Regions from separate parts of the Homo sapiens genome. Here region 1 is linked to region 2. Evidence: chromatin loops called from intact Hi-C (ENCODE). Cell type or tissue: heart right ventricle. All regions are shown on one strand. Links, peaks and the distances in the headings refer to the core of each region. The heading gives the core; the rest is flanking DNA. Region 1 holds the start of RDM1 (RAD52 motif containing 1). Region 2 holds the start of CCL14 (C-C motif chemokine ligand 14).

Evidence for each region. A loop is a pair of places that touch in the nucleus more often than their neighbours do. Peaks named below come from ENCODE experiments on the same cell type or tissue, not always from the same donor. Only the 100,000 strongest peaks of a DNase experiment are listed, where the experiment ranks them.
Region 1: it touches region 2 in a loop (2.9-fold over the local background); 1 of 110 quality-filtered maps calls a loop at or near these places.

Annotation. Positions count from the first base shown.
Region 1 is chr17:35,928,184-35,933,556 of GRCh38, reverse strand. It overlaps RDM1 (RAD52 motif containing 1), which reads left to right and starts at 2,784. Exons shown (of 7, transcript NM_145654.4): 1 at 2,784-2,925; 2 at 3,302-3,481. The coding sequence starts at 2,830. In heart right ventricle, for the core only: no CTCF peak of the experiment used is centred there; DNase peaks (open chromatin) are centred at 1,195 and 2,748; H3K4me3 peaks cover 1,001 bases.
Region 2 is chr17:35,981,964-35,987,336 of GRCh38, reverse strand. CCL14 (C-C motif chemokine ligand 14) reads left to right here and starts at 608. Exons shown (of 3, transcript NM_032963.4): 1 at 608-766; 2 at 2,885-2,999; 3 at 3,449-4,049. The coding sequence starts at 688. The coding sequence ends at 3,536. It overlaps CCL15-CCL14 (CCL15-CCL14 readthrough (NMD candidate)), which reads left to right. Exons shown (of 7, transcript NR_027922.3): 5 at 633-766; 6 at 2,885-2,999; 7 at 3,449-3,681. RefSeq lists a silencer at 5,030-5,325 and an enhancer at 5,030-5,325. In heart right ventricle, for the core only: no CTCF peak of the experiment used is centred there; no DNase peak of the experiment used is centred there; H3K4me3 peaks cover 1,070 bases; H3K27ac peaks cover 1,508 bases.

The DNA.
Region 1 (5,373 bases), core at 218-5,217, 54 kb after region 2:
GCCTCCCCAGTAGCTGGGATTACAGGCGCCCCCCGACCACACCCGGCTAATTTTTGTATTTTTAGTAGAGACGGGGTTTCACGGTGTTGGCTAGGCTGGTCTCGAACTCTTGACCTCAGGTGATCCACCCACCTCAGCCTCCCAAAGTGCTGGAATTACAGGCATGAGCCACCGTGCCCAGCTATTTTGTATTTTTAGTAGAGACAGGGTTTTACCACGTTGGCCAGCCTGGTCTCAAACTCCTGACCTCAAGTAATCCATCTGCCTCGGCCTCCCAAGTGCTGGGATTATGGATGTCAGGCACCAGGCCCGGCCGAGGTTTCTAATTTTTAATTTTAATGTCCAAGTAAGAGCATTAAAGCAACTATCCTCTATTAGCATCTTTTCATAGAAAAATTTTTAGTATCAACATTATAGGGAGGTCATACTTGTAGAAGAATGGAGTGGAATCTACTTTATTTTATGAAATTATAAAAAACCTGATTATATTTTCCATATGGTCCTCATTTTGTAGAGTAGGGGTGAAAACTTTATCACAGCATGAGTCTGAGGATCATTATTCAGAAATCACAAGAGACTTGTCCTGTAGGGTCTCTTCTGGCTCTGACATTCTAGGATTAAAATAAACAGTAGTAGGACTCACTTTACTTCTTGTGTTACTGAAACTGCCTTTATAAAAATTATGACAAATCTGACCTAACTGATTCCATTTTGCTTCTAACCTCCAAGCTGCCCTTGCTCATTCCTGGGCACAGGCCAAGCTAACTATGAGAGGAATTTTTGCTGCTTAACTTTGAAACAAAGATAATAGTCCCTTCCTGAAACAAACCACCTCCCTGCTTGGGAATCAGATCTCCTCTGTAAAACTAACAAATTAGCCACAAGATTAGAAATTATGGCTCAGAAATTATGTAGACAGAGGCCACAAGATTCCTAACCTCTCCAGTTGCTCCTATACAAAACACTGTTGTAGTCTCAGCAATGCACCAAGATATAACACTCTGTAGTTGTCTGATATAACCCCCGGAGTTCTTTGTCCTACCTCCAAGATGATTAAGGAGCGTGGACACAAAGGTGGGGTTACAGCAAAAGTTTAATAAGCGAAAGAAGAAAGCTCTCTGCCAGCAGAGCGTGGGGGCCAGAACGGGTGTCCCCTGTGAGGCTGGGGTCTTTATGGACTGGGAAGGGGAAGCAATGTGCTTAGTCCGACAGCTGTCTTGGAGAACTCAGCTTGGCAAGGAGCCTTGGCCCAGGACCAATCAGGAGCTGAAATGATTCTTAGATGCTGCTTAGCTTGGCCCAAGACCTATCAGGGGCTGAAGTGATGATTCATAGAGGCTGGACTTACAGGTCCAAAAAGGAAAGTAGAGTGCCCACTGGAACTCACCGGAGCCCACTATGCCCATGCCCACAAAAGTAGAAGCAACTTCATCCTGGGAGCCCACTGACTATACAAAGGACAAAGGCATTTCTATGCCAGGCCTTGTTCTTTTGTCTGAGTGAGCTGAAGTTTTGTGCAAGCTTTTATCCAAATGGGCCAGAGGTTTTTCCATCTGTGCAGCCGTGGGCATGTCTCCAGGCACAACACCCTATGCTAGTTCTCTTATGGGTGCTGGTAGCTTGAATTTTTTCCCAGGCTGCTTTTTATGTTATGTGGGGGTAAGGCACTGACCCTGTGAGCCGGGATCTCTCCGGGGACCCTTCCCTTGCTTTGTGTCCAAGCTAACTAACTGCTTTCAACATTACTATTGTAAAACCTAATATTGGGGTTCTAGGTATTTTTCAGACCCTTCATTCTGATGGACCAGCTGGCACCACTCACATGGGCAAACTGGCTCATCTGGTCTTGCGGCCCCCAACCAGGAATTCACTCAGCACAAGAACACAAGCTCTGACTCTCTATGATTTCATCCTTGACCCAACCAGTCAGCATTTCCTATTCCCTGGCCCCCTGACTGCCAAATTACCCTTTAAAAAACACCAGCTTCCAAATTTTCAGGGAGGCTAAGTTGAGTAATAGTAAAACTCCAGTCTTCTATTTAGCTGGTTCTGTGCTTATGAAACTCTTTGCCTATTTCAATAACACTGTCTCAGTAAATCAGCTTTTCTGGGCAGTGGGTATGATGAACCCACCAGTTGATTACACTCCTCCACCACGTAGCTGATTATGACACCTACCCTTCTCAGACACCATCAGCTCCAATGTTGGTGCCTTATTTGGACTTATTCTTTGTGGGTTTGTTTGTTTGTTTGTTTGTTTTTCTTTTTTCAAAATTAATCTCTCCTTCTCACTCGTACCTCCAACCTCTCACATCATCTGACCCCCACAAGTACACATACACGATTCACCAGAATGACGTAGGACAATCAGGGAATTCTTTTTAAGGATTTCATGCGAGACTGTTAATGGTTTAGTGAGTTATACTTTTATTTGCAATTTTAAACTCTTAAAAAAACCTCTTAAGTCAAAAGATTGCATCTTTCGTGGTTATTTCCCACAAGTGCTAATACTTAGTACCCTAATCTCCTTCAGGAGTGAAGATGAAGCTGGCTTCTATAAACACGTCCCTACCCTTCCATCCTGTCAGCCTATTTTGGGACTTTACCCTAAACATGCATTGAACGGAAGCTCTAAACTCAGGGATCTTGTGGCTGTGACTGGAGGAGGGGAACAGACTCAGAGGCTGGCCCTAGGTAGGAGGGGCAAGGGAGCGATCCGAGCCCCGTCCCCGCCCCTCGCATGCGCCTCTTTTTAAAAAAGCGCGGGCGTGCCTTGCGCAGGCGCAATGCTGGGGCGAGGGTTAGCCGCGCAGGTGCGGTGAAGGGAGGATGGCGGAGTTGGTACCTTTTGCGGTTCCCATCGAGAGTGACAAAACCTTGCTAGTGTGGGAGCTGAGCTCCGGACCCACGGCCGAGGCTTTGCATGTGAGCCGGGGCCAGGATGGAGGGAGGGATGGAGAAAGCTGCCCACCCGCTGACTGGGAGTTCCGGAGTCCTGCCTCAGACCCTCACCTGCCTGAGCCTCCGCTGAAGGACTCTTAATTATAAAGGGGATCCCAACTGACAACTGACGACCCCCAACAGATTTTTAGAGTCCCGGAGAGGTATCTCTCCACCTTCAGAACGTTTTACCTTCCAGTGCTTCTTAAAGTTTAGGATTTTAAGAGGAAAACCTGTTGATTAAGTGGGAAGTGTTTTGAATCGCATCCTTCGCGAAGAGAGGTTTGGGGAATATGAGGGCATGTGCGGTTTTGTTTTCTGGGCGTGAGATTTCATGCATTTACTTGTCCCACCCCCACAGCATTCTCTGTTCACAGCATTTTCTCAGTTTGGCCTTCTGTATTCAGTCCGGGTCTTCCCAAATGCTGCAGTGGCCCATCCTGGTTTCTATGCCGTCATTAAGTTTTATTCTGCAAGGGCTGCCCACAGAGCCCAAAAGGCATGCGACCGGAAGCAGCTTTTTCAGAAATCTCCAGTCAAGGTGGGTCCAAATATGGAATTCCTAGCTCCGCTGAAATGAAGTGCTGAATTCAATAATAGGTTAGCATTTGTCCAGCACGCTGGTTTACAGAATATTTTCAGATGCATTGCCACACTAATCTTCCAGTTCTCTGGGTTTTTTACATGAAGAAACTCAAACTCAAGGTGGTTGAGCGACTTGTTTAAGGTTCCTGACAAGAATTATGGAAACTCGAGATTGAACTAAAACCTACTGATGCTAAACCTCATGTCATTTTATGCTGTCCCTTTTTAAGAAATCTCAGCTTGGGCAACAAAATGAGACCCCATCTCTATAAAAAAAATTGTAAAGATAAGGCTGGGCACCGTGGCTCATGCCTGTAATCCCAGCACTTTGGGAGATCGAGGCGGGCTGATCACTTGAGGCCAGCAGTTTGAGACCAGCCTGGGCAACATAGCAAAACTCCATCTGTACTATAAATACAAAAACTAGCCGGGCATGGTGGCATGCGCCTGTAGTCCCAGCTACTCGGGAGGCTGAAGCATGGGAATTACTTGAACCCAGGAGGTGGAGGCTGCAGTGACCCGAGATTGTGCCACTGCACTCTAGCCTGGGTGACAGAGTGAGACTCCATCTCAAAAAAAGAAAGAAAGAAAAATAAAAAATTAAATATCAGCCAGATGTGGCATGCACCTGTAGTCCCAGCTACTTGGGAGACTGAGGTGGGAGGATCGCTTGAGCCCAGGAGTTTGAGGATGCAGTGAGCAATAATTGCATCACTGCACTCCTGCCTGGGCCACAGAGTGAAACCCTATCTCTAAAAAATGACTGAATGAATGAAATCTTTGCCAGAAGACTTCTGCTTATATTTACTTTTTAATTTTTTTAGAGACAGAGTATCCCTGTGTTGCCCAGGCTGGTCTCTAAATCCTGGCCTCAAGCAGTCCTCCTGCCTCAGCCTCTTAAGTAGCTAGGTACAGGCCACCATGCCCAGCTATATTTACTTTTTATTTTTATTTTTTGAGATGGAGTCTCATTTTGTCACCCAGGCTGGAGAGCAGTGGCATGATCTTGGCTCACTGCAACCTCTGCCTTCCGGGTTCAAGTGATTCTCCTGCCTCAACCTCCTGAGTAGCTGGGACTACAGGCGCCTGCCACCACACCTGGCTAATTTTTGTATTTTAGTAGAGATGGGGTTTCACCATGTTGGCCAGTCTGGTCTCGAATTCCTGACCTCAAGTGATCCACCCACCTCAGCCTCCCAAAGTGCTGGGACTACAGGTGTGAGCCACTGTGCCCAGCCATATATTATATATTTACTTTTTTTTTTTTTAAAGACAGAGTTTCGCTCTTGTTGCCCAGGCTGGAGTGCAATGGTGTGATCTCAGCTCACCACAACCTCCGCCTCCCGGGTTCAAGCGATTCCCCTGCCTCAGCCTCCCAAGTAGCAGGGATTACAGGCATGCACCACCACGCCTGGCTGATTTTGTATTTTTGGTAGAGATGGTGTTTCTCCATGTTGGTCAGGCTGGTCTCGAACTCCTGAACTCAGGTGATCTACCCGCCTCAGCCTCCCAAAGTGCTGGGATTACAAGCGTGAGCCACCGCGCCCAGCCTATATATTTAGTTTTATGTGAATTTAAAATGTGTGGGTGTGACCAGGTCTTCTGCCAGCTGTTACATAAAGGAGACTGTATCATCATCATCACATCATCATCATCATACTCACCATGGCTCACAAACTGCCTGTTTGAAACTCCCTTCAGTTCTGAGAGGATGGGAACATTCTTTAAGCGGTATTGTAGAAACCCTATTCCATATTAACATGCCAACCAATTTTACTTTCCCAGAGCCACAGAATGATATCTCATTGTATGCCTCAATTCAGTCATCTTTCCCTTTTCAAGGACCAT
Region 2 (5,373 bases), core at 89-5,088:
CTGTTCTAAAGATTAAATAGGCTAATATTCATAAGGCAACTGGGACAGTGGCTTGTGTGTATAGCAACCATTATATAAGTGAATTATCTACTGAGCACCACAGCACTTCTTCACTCCATGGTGTGGTGACCAGAATGGAGATGAGACAGAGAACTGCAGGTTCTGCTTCGAGTTTAAGTTAGGATTTCCCTTGACCAATGAGACCTGACTTGGAGGAGTCCTGGCCTCATTCCATTACCCCAAACACCCTCTAGTCTCTAGATGAACAGATCCTGAATGTCCAGGCCCCACGTGGCCTGTTCTAAGGCCTGAGATGGAATTGGATACAGGACACATCCAGCCTTGAGATCTTTTGCTAAGTGTGACACAGTGCCCCCAGCCCTGTGCTCATGTTCATGCCTAGGGAAAGGCTTCTATCAAAAGAGTTGAACTTCTTCCCACTGGGGATGGAAGACCATTTCCTCCCTTAAACCTTGGCTCTCCCTGCTTCCTTCAGGCCACCAACAACACATGTGCAGGATATGAAATTGCTGAGGCATCACTGCTTTCCTACTTCCCTTCCAAGTCTCAGCTCCCTTATTTTAAAAAATATTTGGCCTCAATGATCATTTCTCAACAATTCCTCACCGCAGGAGCCTCTGAAGCTCCCACCAGGCCAGCTCTCCTCCCACAACAGCTTCCCACAGCATGAAGATCTCCGTGGCTGCCATTCCCTTCTTCCTCCTCATCACCATCGCCCTAGGGACCAAGACTGAATCCTCCTCACGTGAGTGCAATGCCTTGTCTTCCTTCCAACCTAGAGCCTGCAGGGAAATAAGCAGGAGTGAGGTTGGGGCTCAGGGGAAGACCAGGAGCAGGGACTCAGAAAGGAGGGCTGGTATCTTCTTGAAATTGTGTGTATAGCAACATTATATAAATGAATTATCTACTGAGCACCACAGCACTTCACCCCATGGTGTGGTGAGCAGGATGGAGATGAGACTTAGGACTGTAGGTTCTGCTTAAGAGTTTAAGTTGGGATCTTCCAGCCTTGACCAATGAGACTTGACTTGGGAGACTCCAGGCTTCATTCCACTACCCCAAATGCCCTCTAGTCTCCAAATAAACAGATCCTGAATCTCCAGGCCTCACATGGCCTTGATCTCTTATCATTGCCCCCCAGGACCAGTCCCCCCTTGCCCTCAAGGACATGGAGTGAGACCAGCCTGCCTCTCTACTCCCTCAATTTCTCTCTCTTTGCCGCTAAGCAAAAGAGTGGCCCACCCCATTTGGGGTATATTTCCTCAGGGAGATTAGGAGCAGTGTCTTGAGCCCCTCAAGGGCATTTTTCTATTGGCCTCCTGAGGTTTGGGCCCAGCCTGCTTCCAGCGTCACCTGTGCCCAGTGAGTGCAGCATTGCTTGGGTATGGGCTGGGGGGAAACACGACAGTGTGGGGTCCATCCTAGGCCCCCTTTTCTCAGCTGATTTCTTAGAATAAGCTGCCTTTAGAGATAACCAAAACTATTTATCACTCTTCCATTTTACCTACTCTCCTTTTCAGAAACTGGGGGGAAACCGAAGGTTGTTAAAATACAGCTAAAGTTGGTGGGTATGTGCACAGTTTGACTTGCCCTCTCCGATGTCATTTGTCAGCTCAGAGGAACAAGGTGGGAGAGTATAGGAGCTCTGACTGGGTCTCAGGAAACAGGGGCCCCTTATGCCGTTCTTTGGATCGTGAGGATGCTGCCTGGAATGGAGCTGGAAAACAGGATGAGACCCTTCCACCCAGACATCTGGCCACCCTCAGTGACCTCTGAGGCCATTGTGATGCACATCCATGATTCTATGAAGCAGGGTCACATAACATGCACACACCTGATTTCTCCACTCCATAACCACAACATGTGCCTGTTTGTACAGGGCTCTTGGCCTACAATGTCCTTCCTGCTACCTCTATAATTCAAGCTTGGGGTGGCTGCTGTCACCTTGCTTCTCCTATAAAAGCCATGAAACTTCTCAATCAGAAAATAGATGAAAAAATCACCCAATCCAGTGATTTTTAAAACTTTTTAGACCACAAAACCTTTTCTTCAAGCAATATCTTCCACAGAGGCCCAATATGTAAAACAGAAAAAATGGGTTGAGTAGGGTACAAGACACCACTCTCAAATGCAGCAAGGCCTCCACAATAGTCCCTGAGGCCCCCAGAGCTCCAGGGAGCTCAGTGTAAAAACCACTGATGCAGTCCAAGGGCCTCATTTACAGAGGAGGGAACAGGGGGAAAGTAAAATGGCCACAGTACACAGGAAGCACAGGCAAGGTTAGGTTAGGATTTGGGTGCCCTGACTCTGTGGCCTTTGTCCTTGGGGCTTGCTGTGGGCATCCTGCTCTCTCTGCAGGTTGTCGGTTCAATGGGGACATGGGCAGGGTGGAGCACTAGGAGGGGCTGGGTTTGCATTCCCAAATGGCATGTCTCCAAATCCCTATTGGGATTTCTTCCAAATATTCCTCCTATTTGGAGCACCTTTCCCGAATAAGGCATGAAGGCTGCATGATATTGGCCAAGTCCCTAGCCTTCTCTGCCAGTCGGCCCCCAGAGATGGTGTAAGAAGATCTGAGTGTGCTGCTCTTCAATCCTGGAGTTGAAAGTCATCCACCAGTCTTTCCAAGAGGGGTTGAAGAAAAGGAGGAAGGGTGATTGATGATGAGGGAGGAGAAAAAGAAGAGCCCAGGAGTACCATGGAGAAGGAGAAGAGAAGATGAGGAAAGCCTACTCTCCCCTCCAAGTTCTGAGGGGCTGTCTCCTCCTTCCTTCCCTCCTCCATGCCCTCAGCTTGCAGGAGCAGCCAATGGTATGGCCTTTAACAAGGGGCCCCTCCTCAGCATCTGATGCTCTCTCCTCAGGGGGACCTTACCACCCCTCAGAGTGCTGCTTCACCTACACTACCTACAAGATCCCGCGTCAGCGGATTATGGATTACTATGAGACCAACAGCCAGTGCTCCAAGCCCGGAATTGTGTAGGTGGTACACACACATCACACTGGGGGGAGAGGGAGCCAGCAGGGCCTCCTGGAGGGAAGCAGGGAGTGGTGGTGGAATGGGGACCCCCAGCGTACCTCCCAGGTGTGACTACATGGGGAGAGGCAGCTGAGGGGCAATCTGAGCGCTTTCTGGCTGGAGCCTGCAGGAGCCATGGGGAAACTGACCCCATGGATGGGGAGATGACAGAGAAGGGAGAAGAAGGCAAGAGGGCACTTCCTCAGGGGGACACAGAGACTAGATGGGTCTAGGGGTCCTAGGAACCGAAGAGTATGTCTCAGAGAGGAGACTGGCTCTAAGCTGCCTCTGTGGAAGAAAGGAAAAGCAGTATAGGTCAGGTGGGGAATTTAGGAGGGAGGGAAGATGGGCTGTCTCTTCCGGCCACTGGGCCCCTCGGTTTGTGATCCTTCTCCCTCTTGCTCCACAGCTTCATCACCAAAAGGGGCCATTCCGTCTGTACCAACCCCAGTGACAAGTGGGTCCAGGACTATATCAAGGACATGAAGGAGAACTGAGTGACCCAGAAGGGGTGGCGAAGGCACAGCTCAGAGACATAAAGAGAAGATGCCAAGGCCCCCTCCTCCACCCACCGCTAACTCTCAGCCCCAGTCACCCTCTTGGAGCTTCCCTGCTTTGAATTAAAGACCACTCATGCTCTTCCCTGGCCTCATTCCTTTCTACGGGATTTACTCATTGGCCATGCACTGAGGACACCAGGGTGTGGCACCCTCGGCATCAAGCCTCGCTCTGCAGAAGTTTTGCTGGAGCCTGGTACAAAAAATAGGTCAGGCCTGCAATGCAGGTAGTGAGAAGCAGAAAGTGAGAAAGAAAAGCAGTGTAAAGACCGTCTCCTCCTCAGCAACAACAGTAGCAGACCCCGTTTTCTTAATGCTTTCTATACTCCAAGCACTCTGCTAGGCAGTCTGTATGCATTATCTTATTTAAGCTTCATGACAAGTGTAAAAGCTACAAATCATCATTTGATTTTTTAGGTAACACTTCATAAAGGGCTCTCTATAGCAGTCAAACTCCATAGTCCTTTTTTCTGTGCTGTTTTCAAGGCCTTTCTTCACTGCTGTCTGGAATAGGAATGATGCATGAAGACATTTTATCCAACCCCTCCCCTTCGCTTACACACATCAGATTATACTATATTGTTTTACTAACTTTTTTATCCCCTAGAAGGCTTAGCAGAAAGCCTAGCCCATACCAGGTGTTCAGGAAATGGATGGATGGATGGATGGATGAAGGAAGGGAAGAATGTGTGGATGGAAGGATGAAGGGAAGGAGGAATGGATGGAGGGAGGGAAGCAGGGAGGGATGAAGGGAGGGAGGAAGGGAGGAAGGGAGGGAGGAAGGGAGGGAGGGATGGATGGATGGATGGAGAGAAAGAGGGAGGGAGGGATAGAGGGACAGATGGAATAAGACAGAAATCAAGAGGAGGACTATGCTCCAAGAATAAGCTCTCAAACCTATCTTCAGGGCCCAAGGAGGAGCTCTGTGTACTTGGAATAAGAGCTTGCCCAGAGTAGGGATTATGACCACCCTTTCCTGGCCTCCAGCCTTCCACAGATAAGGAAGGGCTTGTGGGCCACATTAAGGGCCATATGGGGGCCTGCATGCCAAAGTCACAACCAGGCTTCTCAGGCCTTGTCACCTCCATAAACAGAGGTCAAGAGGATGCCCCACATACGTACCCTCCCTGCCCTCACAAAAAGCCACAGCTTCACCACCAGGTGAAGCCTTGAACCCACCAGGAGTAACTGCATTATACGGTTTACCTATCTATGAGCAGTCATGCCAAGCAGAAAGCCCCATAAGGATCTGCACAGTCCCTGTTTCTGCCCCTGCCTCCCACTGCCCTCAACACCTGAAACACATCACCTATGCCTCTAAAGCTTGCTGTCCATCAACAGCAAAATCCCTTATATCTTTGATCTCTTCTCTAAATGCAGCTTTCAACATGGAAAAGGGTCCTGAGGCACCTGAAGAGAGAGGAAGCTGTGGGACAGGTCCAGCCAGAGCCCAGGCCAGAGGGGCAGAAGCTGGAGTCCTGGAGCACAGACGCAGGTTGTCAGGTGCACAGAGTTGGAGGGTCCCCTGCTGGTCATGGTTGGCCATGGGGGCACCCAGGAGGGATCAGCGAGCTGGCTACACCTAAAAATCAGTCCAAAGTCCGAGGTCCAAAGAGATAAATAAAAACATTGACAAATAAGTCAAACGGTCCAGCAACAAATGGGGACCCAAGGATCAGGCACATTGTTTTTTTTTTTTTTTGGAGTATTAGCATACACTGTGACAGGAAAGAGTGTGAGCTCAATCATGTGGCCTTGGACTGGGAGAGGGCATTTC